2 separate regions of the Homo sapiens genome follow, and region 2 is linked to region 1. A link is an interaction called in ENCODE POLR2A ChIA-PET data of the cell type or tissue named here. Cell type or tissue: endothelial cell of umbilical vein. All regions are shown on one strand. Links, peaks and the distances in the headings refer to the core of each region. The heading gives the core; the rest is flanking DNA.

What was found. ChIA-PET counts read pairs that join two places held together with the same protein. Peaks named below come from ENCODE experiments on the same cell type or tissue, not always from the same donor. Only the 100,000 strongest peaks of a DNase experiment are listed, where the experiment ranks them.
Region 2: POLR2A ChIA-PET joins it to region 1 with 11 read pairs; 2 of 35 experiments call an interaction of 5 or more read pairs at or near these places.

What each region holds. Positions count from the first base shown.
Region 1 is chr3:110,966,347-110,970,745 of GRCh38, forward strand. All of the region lies in intron 2 of LOC151760 (putative uncharacterized protein LOC151760), which reads right to left. Among named protein-coding and RNA genes, the nearest start is that of NECTIN3-AS1, 100 kb to the right of the region's middle. In endothelial cell of umbilical vein, for the core only: no CTCF peak of the experiment used is centred there; no DNase peak of the experiment used is centred there.
Region 2 is chr3:110,812,479-110,816,877 of GRCh38, forward strand. No RefSeq gene overlaps it. Among named protein-coding and RNA genes, the nearest start is that of NECTIN3-AS1, 260 kb to the right of the region's middle. In endothelial cell of umbilical vein, for the core only: no CTCF peak of the experiment used is centred there; a DNase peak (open chromatin) is centred at 2,613; H3K27ac peaks cover 1,935 bases.

The sequences.
Region 1 (4,399 bases), core at 279-4,278:
TTCTGTCTCAATGGCTAAGGTTTGTCTTAGATCTTTTACCTTCCTAATAGACACCCTGGTTTTATTATTAGGTGTAGAAGCAACCAGTGTGGGATCTAAAACTGAAGCTACTGAAGAAGGGGAAGATGGGGGAATATTGCATATCTTAAAAATGCCTAGGGGGTCTTTCCCATTTACATCAATCCCCATACCATATAAGCAACTAAGGGCAGGTCTAGAGTCAGTTAAGGTGGAGGTGCTGATAGAGAGAAAGACTGAGAAGGGGTAGTCCCTTTAGTGAAATAGATGAGGGGTTTTAGATCTGCACAAACCTCTTCCTTAGAAGTCCAACCTTGCTCCTGAGTAGTCCAAAGGATGTAGTCCCATCTACTACAAGGTTGCCAGGCTGTAGGAGCAGAAAATTGGCATCTCAGCTACAGGTGATCACAACGATGAGTGCTAGGAGTAACTGTGTCAGTTAGAGGGCTGGGGCATAAATATTTGTGTGAAAAGGCTAGCTATTATTGATCCTTCACATCTCCACAAGGTATGACGTAGCAAGCATCAAAAGCAATGGTCTGAGGTGAGTCAGACTTAGTTACATTAATAACAAAGGAGCTAGTAACAGAATAAGGAAAGGAAAGGAAGCAATATACAAGGTTATGAAAATTAAGCTTTCTTTAATTTTAACTTGGTAGGACTCGATCCTGGTATAGTAACCCATGATTCTGATGAGGAAGATGATTTCTTGACTGAAGTATGGTGGGTCCATCATTTCTCAGCTGTGCAGACGGCAATCTCAGTGGTTAAGAGCACAAGATAGGGGCCTACTCAGGTGGGCTCAAGTTTCCCTTCCTTCCACCCTTTGATGAGAACATGGTCCCTGGGTTGGTGCTGGTGTGCTGGAAATTCTAGTGATGGCACCTGTGCTAAGAGACCTTTGATCTTAAGAGAAAAAAAGGTAGAGGAGAGACCAAGTATGTAATTTCTGAGGAACTGATCCTTAGTTTCAAACATAGGAACATTAGCTAGGAATGTAAATAGGGCAATCCATATAACATTTCATATGGAGACAGGCCTATATCCTTTCGAGGAGCTATCCTGATCCTCAATAAGACAATGGGAAGACATTTGGTCCATGGTAAATGAGTCTCTAGAATTAATTTAGTCAGATTATTCTTAAGGGTTTGATTCATTCTTTCTACTCACCTGGAGGATGAGGGATGCCAGGGAATATGGTATTCCCATTTTATGTCTAGCACTTGGGCCAGCTTCTTAATAATATGTGTCATAAAATGGTTTCCATTGTCTGAGTTAATATTCTCTATTAACACAAGGGGCAGTATATTCTCAATTAATGCTTTAATTACATTATTAGCTGTTCCATTTGGAAAGGAGATAGCTTCGATCCAGTGAGTGAGATGATCTACTATTACTAATAAATACTTCAGGCGACCGATTGGAGGCACTTCGGTGTAATCAACTTGAACACTTTGGAATGGTCTTAGCTCCAGATCTCATCCTCCAAGGGGTGATTTTCTTAGGGCTTGTTTATTAGTTTTCCTGCATGTTAGACAATTGTCTGTGACCTGTTTGACTAGGGTATAAATTCCAATACACTTATAAACTCTGAGAACCGTAGTTAAGACCTCCCTTATGAGAGGTTTGGATAATATCTCCCTTTGATCTGGTAATATCCATTTTCCTTTTGTGTTCTCTTTAGCTCCTATTTTTATTAGGTTTTCTTTTTCAGTGGAAGAGAAGATGGGGACTACAGTAGGGGAAGGAAGGCAAGGAGTTAAGTGAAAGACATTTCAGAAGAAACAGCAGTTTGTTTGGCTATCTGATCTGCAAAGTCATTTGGTTATTTCCCCAACTTGTGAAAAAAAAAAAAGTCCTTTTTATGCCCTGGGACATGTACAATAGCTAACTCTTCTGGCAACTGGAGATTGTCTAGAACACAAACAATTAGTTCTTTGTGGACTAGATCTTGGTCTTTACCGTTAATAAGACCTTGCTCAGCCCAAAATTTTTCTAACTGTATGTGCTGCACCAAAGGCATACTTAGAATCAGTATAAGCAGTTCCTTCTTTGTTCTGCAAGTGTTTCAAAGCTTGGCTGAATGCAAACAGTTCACAGGTTGGGGCAGACTAATTATTGGGCAGTCTTCCTGACTCTACTTCTTCAAGAGTTTCTCCACCAAGGATTGAAAACCTGTTATGTTTTTCTCCTTTGACTATTTTGGAGGAACCATCTATAAATGAGTGTTGCCCTGTTTTAAAAGGGGCCTCTCCTAGATCTGGCCTGACTTTTGTTTGGTAGTCAATCAAACCTAGACACAAGTGTTCTTTTTTTTTTTTTTTTTTTTTAAGATTTGGGTCTCCTGACAAGAAACCTGCTGGGTTGAGTGAATTATCAGTAGTCAAGATGAAATCATCTTTTCCTAGCAAAATAGCCTTATATTTTAAGATTCTGGAGTCAGTAAGCTACCTTCCTGCTTTTTGATTTACAATAGCTCTAACTTGGTGGGGCATGCTTACAATTAATTTCCCCCCAAAAGGTTAATTTTCTACCTTCTTCAACTAATACTGCTGTAGCCACAGCTCTTTATTTTCCCTGTTTTACTCGGAATATTTCCTATCTTGAAGGTTTGGGGTGGTGCCTAACTAGAATAGGCCTTTTTCCTGGAGCTTTCAACCCCCCTTGCTGGAGGTTTCTAGCACTCCTGGGTGCACAGAAGGGGGCTCAACCTCTTCTACTAGAGGCTTCTCATCCTCCCTTCCTCTGGAGGCTTGCCAAGGGCCTTTTCCCATGTTTGATCCTAGATAAGTCCAATCCCACATACTAGGGATGTCTTACCTATCTTTCTCCCGGGGAGGCCCAATCCCCCAGATCCTTCAGACTGGAGATTTCTCACCTGTCCAGTCTTTAAAAGCTTGCTAAAAGACTCAATCTCTCAAACCAGAGATGTCTCGCTGATTCTCTTTCCCAAGAGGTTAACCTTCCTCCCTCTCCCTTTTGGAGGTCCCTTACATTGTTTCCGTCTGTGTTCACACATTCTGCCGAACAGCAGGACTCGTAGCACAGATAATCATTCACACATACACACAATTACTCATCCTCCAAAAGCTGACCACCAAGGAAGTACTTTGCCCCCCTCTTGCGGCTTTTCCTACCTTGGCCCACGCACGGAGTCACCTGGTCACCACGGTCCCACAAGCCTCTCTCTTTCCCCGCCGATGCTGAGACTCCAAGTATATTCCTCACACCAGGTAGGTCCCGGCTCTCCTGCTGGGGCCGCGGCAACAACGGGTGGCAGGGCACCTCCCCATGAGAGAGGGGCAAACACCATCCAAGAGGGGAATGTTATTCCCCATACGGGCCACCAAATTGTTGGGAACTAGTGCTCGGTGTTGCAAAAATCAACACTGAGACAAAGAATCTCTCAGCAAGGCTAGTTTACTTTCTGCAGAAAGGGTGCTGCTTGCTAGCAGTCTTGCCAGGAAAGCACACACGAACAAAGGAGACAGGGTCATTTATAACCTGACATGTCCACCCTACTGCTGTGTCCGATTTCCATTGGCTGGAACGGGACCTTACATTCTGTACTTGACCCAACTGGCTAGCAACTTAGAACTTCCCAAAAGAGGCAAAGGCAGAGGAAAACAAAGGAAGAGAGGAAGTAACTTGTGGAATGCTGAGAGAGGCAAAAACACTTCCAAATAAGGAAGAGGAATAGGCTATGACCTAATGCTTGCTTGGATTGGTTCAGGGATGCCAGGGCAAATATCTAGGCTAAAATGTGGGAGCTAAGAACACAGAGTATATTGGTTTCTTTATTACAGCTAGCAGATGTTTAAGAATATTAGCACAATTCTTTGAGTAAATTTTGCTTCTAAGAGAGGTTACTATCTATTCTCAATTAGACTGGGAGGAAAGTCCCTTTGAAGAGGAACCTCTACTTATTTTATTTTCTACAATGACCAAAATTAGATAAATTATTTTTGCTCCATAACATTCATTATTTTCTAACATACCATATGTTTAACCTACTTATGGTTTATTCTCTTAGAAAGTAATCTCCATCAGAAAGTAATCTCCACAAGGGCCGGGATTTTTGTCTGTTTGTTCACTATTGTATCATCAGCATCAAATTTTCTATCATTAACATTAAAACAGTGCCTGGTACACAGAAGATGCCTGGCACACAGGAGATGCTCAATAATTCTATGTTACAAAGTATGTTTGTTATATAAATCAGTTACCTAATTTAAGATGACCAACTTCTCTTGGATACAATATGAAATATTACAATCCCAACTTCTCTTGGGATACAATATGAAAATATATGACATTTTCATTATCTTTTCCCTTAACTGAATCCTCAAATTCCTAATTTTCATGTTTTCCCAGGAGAAGA
Region 2 (4,399 bases), core at 128-4,127, 150 kb before region 1:
AGATCTCATTTCCCTCCATCTCACTGTATTCTAAGCCATACCATCATTATCTCCCTAGATTACTGTAACTGCCTCCTAATGCTTCCATCTATTCTGCATACTTGATCTAGAATAATCTTCCTAAACATAAATGTGGTATTAACACTACCCTGCCCAAATCTTTGCCCATTGACCTAATAATGAATGAACAATCCTTTAACACAGCTTGTGAGTTCCCACCTGCATCATTTATCCCTACCTGCATCATTTATCCCTACTAGACCAACCCATTCTATAGGGACACTGAAATATTTTTCTCTTCCTTGAACCTGCCATATTATCGTGTTAGATCTTCAAGCATGCACTTCTCCCTCTCTGGAGCACACTTTCCCCATTCTATTCTGCTCCAATCTGAGAGGGGAAAAGTAAAGTCTCAGCTTCTATCTAGAGGCCACCTCTAGTTAGTCTAGATAAGATTAGGTTCTTGTCTATGTCTTTTTTCTAAGTTATTACTAATCATATTTTAATTATTTTATAGTTGTCTATCTTTTTCAATAGAGTCCATAATTATTACGAAAAGAAATCATGTCTCTTCTTGATCTCACACTATCCTCAGCTTCTAATACAGTGCTTTGCAAGTAGTGGATGCTTAATAAAGTTTTTATGTAAGTAATTTTATCTGAAATAAAAAGTAGCATCATTTAAGCATACAATTTTTGATAGTCGATTGCATGCTTTCCTTAGAGAGTACAGATTCAGAGTCCTCTGAATTGTTCATTCCAACCAGGCCATGTTTTAAAACAAAAGGGGATAATATTAATGAATTATAGGTCAACAGAGTAAACTGAGATTCTTACAGGCAGACTAGGAAATGTGGTCACCCTCCTTTAGGAGTTTGGCAGATAAGTAAAGTACATGTGCCTCTGCTTTTTCTGGGGAAAAGGAAGGAGTTCTATTGATCTAGAGATGGCAGAAACTATGCAACTCCAGACAGTTATTTGTATGTAAGAATACAGACCCAATCTTATCAGATCTTCTGATTTGTCAAGAAAAAATAGGGAATTCCATCTGAATTCTATTTTATCTGAAATATCTTGATGTTTTAATGTTAGTAATGCAGTGATTTTTTTTTTTTTAGAAAAAGCAGTTCTAGGTATAGGCAGGAGATAAAAATCAAAATGAATAATAATCTGCATAGGCTAGATACACAGATATCAACATTAGCCACTTTGTAAGAGCAGGGTACTCCAGGCATTATACCTTTAGTCGCTGAGTCATGGGGGAGGTTTGGAAAGTCCTAAACAAGGGGCCTATGCAGCCAGGATATTAGGAAGACATTCAGGAGGCCTGAAAGCATCGTAATATTCTAAACCCAGCATAGCCACAACCTAAATATTCATCCTGGTATAGCTATAAGGAATACTTCATGAGGCCCTCCAAAGTGACTTTGTTAACTTCTGAAATAGTGTGATAATTTTTATTTCCCTACTCACTCACCACACAATCATTTCCTAATTGCTGTCTGTGTTTGACTTGCACCTGTATTAGGTAATAAAGATTCAGAATTTTATTCACACTGGTTCCACTACCAATTTTACTATTCAATTGAGAAACAGATACCATTAGCTGCTAATTCCAAAATCATCAGTTTGGTGACTATAACTTGGGTCAGAAAGATTTAGCACTGCTTCTCCTTCCACATCCACAACTTCTAGCTCACAGTTTGCCCCTTAGAAGTATCTGTCTAACATTCATAGTTTAGCCTGCAAGCTGTTGCTTAGTCTAGTAATGACACATACAGAATGGTTTTATGGTCAAGCACTGAGTCATTCCCCAAGCTGCTTGTTTTAGCTATATTCTCCAAATGTATACAATATAGATTTATAAAAATGATTATGCTGAGGTTATAATTTCAAAATGAGCCACAAAGTATGTTTGAGGTACTCATCTGGCCTTTTCATTTTACAGATGAGGAAATACCCACAGGCGGTTGAGCAAATTCCTGAAGAGCATACAACTTGTAAGATGATGACTTCAAAGCTCTTTGAGTGCTATCAGAATTTGTGAGTAACAGAGGCTTCAGCCTATGGATGGGGATGGAGGCTACACAATTTGAGGTAGGGAAGGGTGGGAGTTTGGGAACCAAAAGTAGTTACTAGCTTGTTACCAAAGATAGATTTTGGTTGCAAAGAGGCAAAGTAAACTGCCAGTGACCTCACCACAAGGCAGGGGCAGACTTCCTGCTAAGGCATTAAGACCTTCTCAGTCATCTGGGGAACAAAGTGGCATTCACAAGGAACCGCCTCTGACCGCAGACCTACTGGGTAGTGGAGGTTTTTCATTCTTAAGTTTGTTCTTTCATTCCTATCAACTTGCAGATTTTCTACTGTCATCACCCACCTCCTCTCAAACCCTCATTTCTATTCAGCTTAGATCTCCTCTTTTCCTTTTGTTTTCTCCTCGATTATTTTTATCTTATTTTATGCCATCATGCCCCATTTCAAAGAAATGTTCTTGTTTTCTTAAAGCCTTCTACGTAAGATCCATTTAGCTCCTCATTCCTACAGAAACCTGGATTTCCTGTGGCAAAACCACTTCCCTCACAAAATTCCAAGTACACTCTTTTTATTCTTCATCCTGCCTCCTGTTCTCTTGGTCTCTGAGTCATCCAAAGCCTAGGTCATCCATGACTTATACTGAAATCCTATCTTCTCTGTCAGCAAGATTCTGTTTCAAAAAAAGGAGCCATTGCCCCCTCTTCATGTCTAGTAACAATGCCTTAGTTCGTACACTTAGAGTTTCTAACTCAAAACATTGTAATTGACTTTTGAATGATTTTTCCACCTCCTTCTTCCCTTTCAGCTCATTCTTCTAGCCACCAGAGCTTTTTGTGTAAACCACAACACTGATAATGTCATTACAGCACATGTGTTATCACTTCCAAGATAAAGTCAAAGTGCCTTGGCAGTAAAAATGCTTTGTCCTAGTGAATTATATGCTTTCTTATGTTTTGATCTAGTGATTTGGTTTATAAGAACTTCTTTTAAAGAAATAATCAGATTTAGAGAAATGTTTATTTTAATAATATTCTCTGTAATGCTATTTAGAAGAACCAAAGAACAAACTCAAGTGTTCCTAAATAGAGAAGCCATTTTAAATTTTAAAATATCCATAAAGTGAATTACAATGTAACCATCCAAAATTATGTTTATAAAAAGTGCTGTTGCCAGCCAATATGGATAAGCATACTATAGCTTAATTCCCTAACTGATTACAACTAAAACCTGTAGACAAAATACAAAAAGTAATTACCTGAATAGGATAAAAAAGCAGGCAGGTTGGAGAGGGAAAGTCAAAACTGAAAAAGGAAACTCATGTGAGTATAATTTTTGGGGGAGTTTTTTTTTTTTTTTTGTCTTTTCTTTTCTTTCATGAACTAGGCCTGAGAGTGAACTCCAATAACAGAAATCTGGGGGTAGCACAGGCACCTAAGACTGCAAGACAAACCTAATCTTTTTGGTCAGAGGATTGGGCAAAACATCCCCTGCAAAACAGAAAATGTAGGGGAATCCAGTAGAAAAGAGGGCAGAAGAAGGAAATTTCCTAATTCTATGTATAAATTAGCTAAACTCCTGAGCTCATCTCTGAGTTGTGAATGCATAGGAAAACCCCAAAGTAACACAGAAAAAACTTCAAGAATTGAGCCATAATATAAAGCACCACCTCTTAGTTTCTGACTAATCCCTGGTGACACGAGTGGCACAGGCTGAAAGCAATGTAGCAAAGGTTTAGAAACTAAACTGATATTAAAACCACTAATCACCTTTTGAAACCAAAAAGGTAAGAAAAATTTTAATAAGTTACTAAATATGTCAACTACCTGCTAAAAACAATAACTCTATATTTTGTTTAGAAGTTTTAGTTATAATCAGCTGGTGAGTTAAGCTACAGTGGGCTTATCCATTGAGCTGGCAATGGAACATATTATAAATAAACAACATTGTCAACAGGCTTTTAATAAAACCTACAATCTCACAGAATAATATCAAAAATGTGTAGTGTATACTCCAAAAAATTATACATAATCCAAGAAACTATGATGAATTGTCAAGGAAAAATACAATCAACTAATGCTAAACACAAGGCAACCCAAATGTTGGAATTACACAGAATGACTTTATAGCAAAGAACATAACTATCCTTTAGTTGTAGGTGTAGTTAAAAGTAAACACACTGGAAATAAATTGAAATATAGTAATTTTCAGCAGTGAATTAAAAACAATTTAAAAATGAAAACGTTAGAACAAGAAAATATAATAGATAAAAATTTTAAAATTCACTGGTGAGTTTACCTACTGAATGAAGAAAACAGACGAAAGAGACTGGAAACTTGGAGACAGCCCAACAGAAATTATCTGTT